Linked DNA regions of Homo sapiens: region 2 is linked to region 1. Evidence: read pairs that join two places in POLR2A ChIA-PET (ENCODE). Cell type or tissue: MCF 10A. All regions are shown on one strand. Each heading gives the region's core, and the rest is flanking DNA. Links, peaks and the distances in the headings are about the cores only.

What was found. ChIA-PET counts read pairs that join two places held together with the same protein. Peaks named below come from ENCODE experiments on the same cell type or tissue, not always from the same donor. Only the 100,000 strongest peaks of a DNase experiment are listed, where the experiment ranks them.
Region 2: POLR2A ChIA-PET joins it to region 1 with 5 read pairs; 2 of 35 experiments call an interaction of 5 or more read pairs at or near these places.

What each region holds. Positions count from the first base shown.
Region 1 is chr10:52,449,412-52,454,798 of GRCh38, reverse strand. LNCAROD (lncRNA activating regulator of DKK1) reads left to right here. Exons shown (of 4, transcript NR_120641.1): 3 at 50-213; 4 at 3,282-3,922. Among named protein-coding and RNA genes, the nearest start is that of LNCAROD, 18 kb to the left of the region's middle. RefSeq lists an enhancer at 1,606-2,474. In MCF 10A, for the core only: no CTCF peak of the experiment used is centred there; DNase peaks (open chromatin) are centred at 1,118 and 2,748.
Region 2 is chr10:52,266,647-52,272,033 of GRCh38, reverse strand. PRKG1 (protein kinase cGMP-dependent 1) reads right to left here. Exons shown (of 18, transcript NM_006258.4): 11 at 545-684. Among named protein-coding and RNA genes, the nearest start is that of PRKG1-AS1, 45 kb to the left of the region's middle. In MCF 10A, for the core only: no CTCF peak of the experiment used is centred there; no DNase peak of the experiment used is centred there.

The DNA.
Region 1 (5,387 bases), core at 320-5,319:
AGGAGAGGTAGAGGCTGGAAATATAATTTTGGTAGTCATTCTGTTACAGATGTTGTTTGAAGCCGTGAGACTGAGTGAGATCATGGAGGAAGTGAATGTAAATAGAAAAGGGAAGAAGTCTGAAGACGGAGCCCTGAGACACTCCATTGTAAACTGGAAGATGAGGAAGAGCCAGCAAAGGAGACTGAGAAGGGGCAGCCAGTGAAGATGGAGGTAACCAGGAGAGTGTGGTGTCTGAAAGCCAAGCAGCAAAGGGTTTCCATGAGGAAGGAGAAATTAACAAGGTCAAATGCTGCATATGGGTTAAGCAAAACTAGAATACCTTCTAAATAGAGTATGTTCTAAAATTATTACCAGTACTTGAAATCACCTACAAATTGATCTCCTTTATGTCTATGCCTTCATCTCCTAATATCCCCTCCCTTCCTCAGTATAGCCTCTCCCCCATTTTCCTCTCCAGCTTTCATCTGCTACCTCACTCTCTCCCTCGTTCACTATCCCTTCTCTAGACCAGCCCTTTGTTTTTCCAGCATGTCAATATATTGTCCAGCCCTTTGTTTTTCCAGCATGTCAATATATTGTCCTATCTGTTCTTCCCGCTGCCTAAATGTTCCTTTTACTTCATGATTACTTCCTATCATTACAGTTTTTTTTCATGACCACTCAGTCTACAGTACCAATTTTATTAATGTTACTTCCACCTCCTTCCACTCACTCTTTATCCCACCACTTTGTTCTTTCCCTTTATGTAATTTTCAGCATCACAACATTTTCAGTTCATTGTTTTCCATCCCACATAAAAACAAGGATCTAGACTGTCTTGTTCTGTGCACTGTGTCGGGCTAGAACAAGGAGTGCTATAACATTCATTCAATGAATATTTACTGAATAAGCTAATTAATCTATATTTCAAAATTTTAACAAAGTTGTATGTAAAGCATACCCAAACACTGGTAAATCATTCCAAATTGAGATGTACAGAGGAAGAAATCTGAGAGGAATTTTTATTTGATGATGCAGGAAAGTATTTCTTTCAAGTGTTTTTCAATTTACATGTTAATTGAAAAACATTTCCCAATCCATTTGAGCATTTGGCAATCCCTCTGAGACACAGTTCATCTACCTTATTTCCACAGCGCCTCAAATACAACCTTGCATTTGCCTAAGATGGTGCTGTATTATAACTTCATGTTACCTTTCATAGTTCCAGGAATCTGTAAAAGTAATAGTATCATCTTTATTCAGGTCTAGTTTATAGTGGACACACCTTGACTGTTTATTGAAAAGATGTTTAAATAAATGAATATTGAAATATTTAATTAAGAGTAGCTGCTGAGGAACAGAAAACCAAACACCGCATGTTCTCACTTACAAGTGGGAACTTAACGATGAGAACACATGGACACATCGGGGGCAACAACACACACGGGGGCCTGTGGCGGGTGGGAGGGAGAACACCAGGAAGAACAGCCAATGGGTGCCGGGCTTAATACCTGGTGATGGGTTGATCTGTGCAGCAAACTACCATGGCACACGTTTCCCTATGTAACAAACTTGCACATCCTGCACAGGTACCCTGGAACTTAAAAGAAAAGTTGGTCAAAAAAAAAAAAAGTAGCTACTGAACAGTCAAGTAAAATTTTCTTATTCATTCATTTCCTACCGTCCTTCTCAAGAGAGTTGTCTTCTAAGAGGTCCAAATGAACACAACTTATCACTGGAAGCTCTTTTTAAAAAATCGCTCTAATGAAATTCAGGGGATGAGTAGAAATGGGGTAGGGGCAGGCTTTGTGTTTGATAATTTGGTGTGCTCTTTCATCTTCCCTCTGCAGTCTTACGCTCATTGTTTGTTGCTGCTAAAGCAGTAAATGTTGTTTGTCTTCATTGCAAAACCAAGGATAGAAAACTTTGAAGTGTTTTCTGTTGCTTAATGTCACCTACTGTTCCTGTCAGCAAACTGAAATAAACCTGATGGACTGAGGTGTCTGGTCTAATTCCTTTATTGACACATAGTCCTGTCTTCAAACACCAGTGTAAATGAATAAGTACTGAGATAGTAATGTGTCAGTAATAGGCTGCCAGATAAATGCCATTGTTTACGTACTGATCCCTGCTTCCTAAGGCCCAAACAGCTCAAAAATCTTACAAATTAGCACCTCGCTGAGATCAAAGAATTGTCTTTTCTTTCTGCAATTACCTACTTGGAGAGCGGTGCAAGCAGATGAGACGAGTTTAAGCTGTCTCTCTCTAGCCCAAATCTTTCTTTTAAAGAGAACAAATGGTGGAATTATACACTGTTTCAGGAAAAGGCAGTTAAGAATAAGAGATTTTACCTTATTTTGCCATGTAAGAACAAGGGGATTTTGTATTTTAATTTTTATGTTAATCCACCAATCAATCCCCATTATAATTATTTTACTGAAAATTCAGTGGAAAGAGCCATGTTCATCCTTAACAACCATCTTTTGGGATCAGATTTAGCTGCAAATTACAAAAATAAAAATAGCTTTGAATTCAGTGACACCATAGTACTCACACTTCAAGCAGAAAGTATGAGAAAAATAAATGCTTTCTGAAGGAGTAAAAATTTAGACAACACATCTTCTAATTTCATTTTTGGCATATCTTAAACAGAAAAGTGCACCATTAGTCTCTCTTAATTTAAAAAAAAAAAGGCATAATTTTATGACTTTCCTTGCTTACCAAGTTCTTTGCCCTGAAGCACATTCCAGTTCCATTAGCCTGTGTCCAAAATGGCATTGTTTTATTTGAAGATATTGAGAAATGAGAGGATAGAAGGATGTAACTTGAGTTTATACTATTTAGTAATTGTCTTTCATATTAGTCATACAATCTACAAACAAGAAACCTAGTGTTCAAAACTTATTATGGCTTAGGGTAATGTTGGCTTCTTTATAAGAAAGACAAAATCCTTTCTTGGTGGCAGGCTTTATCTTTTATGCAAATGAATAAAGTCTGCTTTCAAATTCTAGTGTTAGACTTTGTGTTAGTCAAAGCCTTGACTCCTATGGATAAGTGAGTGGTTTAAAGAAATAAAAATTGACCTGAAAAGTAATTATCTGCAATAACTTGGAATCCTTTTTCCCTGTATATGTTTTACTTCACTTATTCACATCCATGTTTTTTAAAGAGAGTATTAAATGCCTTATGCCAAAGAGTTCACGTAAATAAATGTGAACTTAAGGCAAATTTTAATATAATTTGTCTCATTTTTCTAAAACTGTTTCTTACATTAAACATTCTTGTATCTTTGGAATCAGCCAGGGCTAGAGTAAGAGCCCCTTCTGGGATGCTGTGACCCCCAAGTTTGAAGACTGCTGATAACCCCAATCTACGAAGACTAGCTATGGAACTTCCTACACTGAGACAACTCCAGTGGAACTCTGATAATTATCCTAAAATAAGGAGGCTTCTTCAGTAGCCCTCGAAATATGTTCAAATACATGATTACATTTATGTCCTTAATATTGCTATTAGTTTCTGATGTTAATGTAAAAGTTGGGGAAAAAGTGGAAAAGTTAAAGCAGTGCAGGTTAATTCAATGCCAGAGTAACTTCTCAGAGGGTGTATATTCAGTGTGAACAATTTTCAACAGAGAAATGTCAACTTCTGGCCACAACGGCAACCAGTAAAATGACTATTTTTACTGTCTTATCTATTAATGAAGAGGAGATTGCATAATATAGATGAAGGAGCATAGTATTTGCAGGTGGAACGCCTAGCAGGGCTTGAGTCTCAACTCTGCTGCTTTTACTCTAATTGACCGAGACAAGTCATTTAAACTAATAGAGCTTCAATTTTCTCATATCTAATGTAACATAACAATTCACAGCCTTTTACTTTGTAGTTATCGTGAAGATCTAATCGCAGTGAAATATATTTATATATCTGTCTGCTGATAGAACTTTTGTCATAGAGGCTAGTCCATTTTATGTCAACGGGGCTTAAATAAGATCTGTGCCAGCAACTGAATTACACTAATGAGTGAGTAATTACAAAAGAAGCCTGCTTTATCAATCTATATAAAGAAGAAAGTTACTGAGTATGGAGGGGAGATTCTCCTTTCATATTGGCACTCATTCTTACTTTCCCTGAAATAGAGATTATAGTAGTCTACCAGCAATTTTCAAACTTCAATTCTGGCCTGGAAATTGGACAGAAGGGGTCCAAGGACAATGAACCGAAAGTGCCAGTGAATGTCTCAGTGCAGACTTGGAGTCATAGTGGTTAATTTGCAAAATTAACTCCCTATTCAGACTTCAGGCAGTTACATGTCAACCAACATCAACTTCGACCCTTAATCTTCAGCCTCAACCTAGTAATAATATCTCTGAGGTGAATAAGCTATGAAGTGGACATTTCCACCTTCCTTTATTTTATTTTATTTATTTTTTTGAGATGGAGTCTTGCTGTGTTCCCCAGGATGGAGTGCAGTGGCACAATCTGGGCTCACTGTAACCTCTGCCTCCTGGGTACAAGAGATTCTCCTGCCTCAGCCTCCCGAGTAGCTGGGACTAGAGGTGTGTGCCACCACGCCTGGCTAATTTTTTGTATTTTTAGTAGAGACAGTGTTTCACAGTGTTAGCCAGGCTTGTCTCTATCTCCTGACCTCTTGATCTGCCCGCCTCGGCCTCCCAAAGTGCTGGGATTACAGGCATGAGCCACCACACCTGGCCCCACCTTGCTTTTTTATTAAGACTGCTAATAATAAGTTACTGTGCTTTCTTATTATATCCCCTTTTGGTCTCTGTTAACAAAAAATACAGTTGTATGTAAATTTTAGTATATGACAATGTTCATCTCACAATACGTACAGTGATAATAGTGGAAGAGGAAGGAAGGTAAAACTTTTGCTGTGATTCCATAAATGAGCAACGTGGGACACCCTTGTATGAGTCCAGTGCTTACACAAGCGCCTGAACACAGAGCTGCCAGGCTGGGTGCATGTGTCAAACTCTGCCAAAGCCCTGAAAGCACCAGTTGTGAAAAGCTGGAAAAAGGTCTTGGCAACCAAAATTCATGTTGATTTTTGTCACCTTTTTGAGCAAATATTCTTTGCAGATCAATAGTCCATTGGTTTAATTTTACAAATGTTTTCTTTTGAATTTTCTTTCCTCCCAATGTAGTTTCAAAAAACTAGTCCATTTAAAAAATGATCCTTTTTATGGAGTGAAAGAATACAATACTCAGAGTGGTTCCATGCTCAAGTTCCAAGATGCAAATTTTTTTATGCAAGTCTCATATTCAATTAATAGCCCCGAGATTATGAAAGATCCATTACCTTCTCAATTGCAGATTCAGGTATTGCCAACACAACACAAAGCAGCATTAAAATTCATGTCATTCTATAATGGTATTTTCCAAAA
Region 2 (5,387 bases), core at 282-5,281, 180 kb after region 1:
TTTACAGATTCAGACATGTATAAATTTCATATGCTATTCGCTCAAATTCATGTTACATCTTGTTTTCAGTAAATGCCACTGGAAAATTCACTACAAAAAGCTGCTTCCACATATAAAAATCTCCCCATTATCCATTTATTAGTACTGAGGTGGAATGGTCAGCTGTCATTTCATTTTTTTAGATCTTCAAAAAATATTCAGATAATTAAAGGTTAAATAGTTTGATTTTGGATATTTTGTCTTTTAAGCATCAAAGGTCTATGTAGAGTTTGGGGATTTAAAAAAAGATAAAAATGGAATGTTAGAAACTCTGGTACCTCCTTTGGGAAAACACATTGTTTTCAGACACTAATTCTCTTTAAAAGAAAGAATAGAGTCAGAACTTTATTTTTAGAAATCAAACAAAACTTTCTTAAGATTAGATTAAAAAGAAGTTTCTTTGTGCATACGAAATGTGTTAACAGTGAGCACAAGTGGCAGAGGGTTTTGTGGTGGATTTGTCACTTGGAGTTGGGTACGTCTGTCCCTGGCATGGAGCCTTTACCTCACTATGAAATCGGAATGAGCCCCCTGCATGATCTGCTTCTCTGAGCGGATGTGCTCCTGCTGTCTTGTGTCCACAATGTGACGTTTCTTGAGAATCTTCATTGCAAACGTTTTGGATTCTTCACTTTTCAACTGGACCTTAAAGAAAGAGAGAAGAGAGTAAGAAAAAGCCCATAGACTTGTAAGAGTGCATTATTATCCCCAAATTAACAGGTACATGGCGCACTTAAATGAACCTCAGCCACCTCCCAAGTCAAAACACAGTAAATCCTTGGTAGAGCTGCGTTTAACATCCAGGGCTCACAGCTATCATCCAATCTCATGCTCTGAATTGGCTGAATTTTAACTAACTTGATTCCAAATTAATTGTGTTCACGTGTGGATTAGAAGAGGGAAAATGTACTTAGTTCTAGTTTTATTATTTCATGTCATAGAGTGTGTTTGAATACATTTTATAGTTCTTCTGTCAAAAGAGTAGAAAAAAAACTTCTTTTCCAATTTTATTTCAGTAAAGATGGCCAAAAATAGGGTTATATGGGCCTTTATATTCTTCCTCCTTAGTTCTAATCCACAAACATTTCTAATTTTTTTTATCTTTTTTTTAAAATTTTATTATTATTATACTTTAAGTTCTAGGGTACGTGTGTACAACGCGCAGGTTTGTTACATATGTATACATGTGCCATGTTGGTGTGCTGCACCCATTAACTTGTCATTTAGTATTAGGTATATCTCCTAATGCTTTCCCTTCCCCCTCCCCCCACCCCACAACAGTCCCCAGTGTGTGATGTTCCCCTTCCTGTGTCCATGTGTTCTCATTGTTCAATTCCCACCTATGAGTGAGAACATGCGGTGTTTGGTTTTTGGTCCTTGCGATAGTTTGCTGAGAATGATGGTTTCCAGCTTCATCCATGTCCCTGCAAAGGACATGAACTCATCATTTTTTATGGCTGCATAGTATTCCATGGTGTATATGTGCCACATTTTCTTAATCCAGTCTATCATTGTTGGACACTTGGGTTGGTTCCAAGTCTTTGCTATTGTGAATAGTGCCGCAATAAACATACGTGTGCATGTGTCTTTATAGCAGCATGATTTATAATCCTTTAGGTATATACCCAGTAATGGGATGGCTGGGTCAAATGGTATTTCTAGTTCTAGATCTGTGAGGAATCGCCACACTGTCTTCCACAATGGTTGAACTAGTTTACAGTCCCACCAACAGTGTAAAAGTGTTCCTATTTCTCCACATCCTCTCCAGCACCTGTTGTTAACATTTCTAATTTTTAGCTTGAGTGGTGGACCCTAGTCTCTGCTGAGACTGCAGACTGTTATTTCTTCAGTACTGACTGTATTCATTTCTTCTTTTTAACCTTGCAGAATTTTCCCTCCCTACAGTTTAAAGAGAAAAAAAATTGTAACAAGATTTTTTCAGGAGATTTTGAAAACCGTTTGTTTTTCTTCTCAAACAAGCATGATGGCTTTAGTTCCTTTGACCTCAAACTTTACTCTCTAATAACTGGGAAGACTTGGAGGCTTAATATCTTTCAATGTGCCATGCCTCTCTTGCAGCCCTCATGGCTCCCAGTGGCTCCAGAGGAGGCATGGATCTTCCACATGCCTTACTCAGACAGGGTGCTGTTTATGGTTTTACAAGAAATTTCAAGAAGGTGACTTGTAACAAAAACAAGAGAGGTAATAGAGCTAATTACTTAAAAGCAATGTAAGGACATTATCATCTAGTGCTCTCAAGCAGCAGAATCCTCAAGATGATACCAAACAGCCCATATTATTTGGGAGTAATGTAACCTTGGGGAAATAACATGGCATGCTGTTTCTGCTTTTCAGCTGAAGTATGGCTGTCCCCTCTTTAGTCGTTAATTATTTACTGCTTCATCAGCAGGGATAGCGAAGGTCTTAAGTGTCTTGTTCCTGCACACATGTACAGATTGAGTTCAATCTTCGAAGATATTCATGTGGCAAGTTCCTTAGGAGGGAGCATGAAGATACTGCAAATAAATGGGCCTCGGTTAGCTGCCAGCAATTGTGAATCAGTATGACAGGTAGAGGGAAAAATGGGTATTTGAAAATGCTTTTAACAGCCAAAGACCCTGTACTCTGGCTGTGAAACTCAAAGATGACAGATTAGTGTGCTACAAATAAATTCAGTAGTAACTCAAAATAAAACACCAAATGTGAAAACTCACTTCTAAAAGAAATCTGGAAAGCTAGGGAAGATGGCATGAAAAATGAGCTATGTTAGAGTACTACAATTCAGAGAAGAAGAAGTAAAGTCATATTCCCTCTTCAGAGTCATTCCCAGTTAAACTAGTGAGGACTGTTGTGCAGTTGTTCAAAAATGCCTACTATAAAAATGATTCTCTTTAGTGATGATAACACAGATACACAGATTTTTTTTTTTTTATACTTGTACACAGGGTAGGAGGAAAGAATTCAGCCTTTATAGTCACAGGTCTGGACTTGAATTCTGACTCCACTTAGTCCCTCTCAGTCTAAGCAACTAGTCTCTCTCGGGCTAGTTGCTTAACTGCTCTGAGCCCTAGTTCTAGCTGAGGATAATACCAGATACCACAGTTATTATGATCCTAAATGAAAACGCACCACCAAATGGGCATTCATTGATGGACTCTGCTTGTACCCAGCAATCTCTACTGAATAGGGCAAATCAAATGTTGCTTTTTCAGAGGAACAAACTGATTTCCAAAAATGATTCCTATCTTTCCCAAGGTCACAGAGCTATCAAGTGGCAGAAATGGATTCATGTTCAGGTTTTTTTTTGGCCCAAGCTATTTCCAGTATATGCTGCTTCCCTTCAGCTGAATACAAAACCAATTAAATGCATAGTGATTGATACTTTGCAAATCAGAGTTTAACGGAATCGACTAACTCATGGACTGTGAGATAAACTGAACAATATTTCTATTACCTTTAAGCTTAACTTATGCTAGGCATGTGATTTGGGAGAACAGCCAAAGCCTCACTGACATTTTCCTAGGCACTTCCCAGGGACCTCCATGTGTTAGGGGTTTGAGATACCCGATTGCTTGAATACTGCAAGGAGAAGCCAAGTGGGGTAGAAAGAGGATAATGAGAACTGGTGGGTGGCAGATGTCATAAGAGATAGGTAAAAGCTACAGAAAGCAACAGAAATTCTTGGGAGTCAGGCTTACTAGTTGCCAATTTAAAAAGCATTAATTACAAAAAGTTTATAGAACTATACTGCTAACCTACTGAGGCTTTCTGCTTTGCCTTTACTTTGCATGGAACCAGTCCTTGGGTCTAGAATCATCTTCCTTCTTTGGACTCTATACAAGATCTCATGAGCTCCTTAGAGCAGGGCCCTTAGAATCTCCACTTCCAATTTAAACCAGAATGCTACAAGACTCACAGAACTCAGGATCTTAACCAGAAAGTCAGGGTACCTGAGGACCACTGGTGTGAGCTAACTCAACAGAGACAGTGGAGAATGTTGAAGTTAATTATTTCCATAAAGCCCAAGTAACATATTCATCAGAAATCTTCTGATAAACCAACAACTTCCCAAAGATCATTCAAGAATGTTCAATTCAACATTGTTTCTAATGGAAAAATTTAGAAACAATCTAAATTTCTAGCAAGAGGAGGAGCTTGAAAAATAAATTATGGTATATCCATGCAATGCAACTGTAAAAATGATGACTTAGAATTATATTTAACATTACGGAAAAATAACCAAGACATATATATGAATAAAAGATACTGATTACAAGTCAGCATGCATTTTATGATCTCACAGTGTGTTCGTATGTTAGTGTGTATATATACATTCATATGTATATATATACACACACATCTATATGTGAAATAAATGTATGAAGAGACAATCAGAAATGTGTTCATCAATACGTTAACAATGATTTTTCCTTAGGGAGATTTTTAGTTGATTTTTACTTCTTTTTACTTTTTGAATTGCTTAACTTTTGAACAATCCTCATACCTTGCTTTTACAATGAGTAAAAGTAAAACTCTCATCATGAAAAAACTTGCAAGTCTCTTTTAAATTGTAATAGCTATTTATTATTATTGTCTGAATCTTTCTAATTGATTCTGATTCAACTAGAATTCCATGAATGCAAAGATATTGAGAAATTGTACAGAGCATAACAACCTATTGAGGTCTGGGGCTGAACCACACTATTACCTTCTTACAGGGCTGGCCACAAAAATTTTTTTTAAAGTAAACTCTGAGTCAGTTATAGCAATTTGTATTTGTTGAGCCTAAGATACTAGGTTTTATTATAAAAATATTTTAACAAACCTAATCCATGATGAATTGTAAGGTGACATTTAGTTTGCTTTTTATTTTTCCTGTTGTCTAAATTAATTATACAAAGTCCACTTGTGTCCATTTAAGATGATGATGATGATGATGATGATGATGATGATTTTTTAGCAAGTTGGTTAGAGCTATGAAATTACTTTCGAGTAGAGAAAGAGATCAGCCAGCAAAAAAGGAGAACAGGAGTGCATATTTTTCTTCTGCCTCTTGCCAAGGACTAGCCTAGATAGTTATGCATGTTCCTCAGATTTGTCTTCCTTTGAAGACTGTCCTAATCTCCTAGGTGTACAGGCTAATGCACTGGTTGAGAGTGTGACTAGTGTGACATTTGACTAATTTTTTTTCAATCTCAACCTTTTTTTTTGTTTTTTTGCTTGTTCTCTTGGACAAATTACTCAAACTCTCTCTGCTTTCATTTCCTCATCTATCATATGGGGATATCCTGACAGATTACCTGTGAAAACTAAATAAAAGTGTTATGTATCAAACAAAGTGTTTTCTT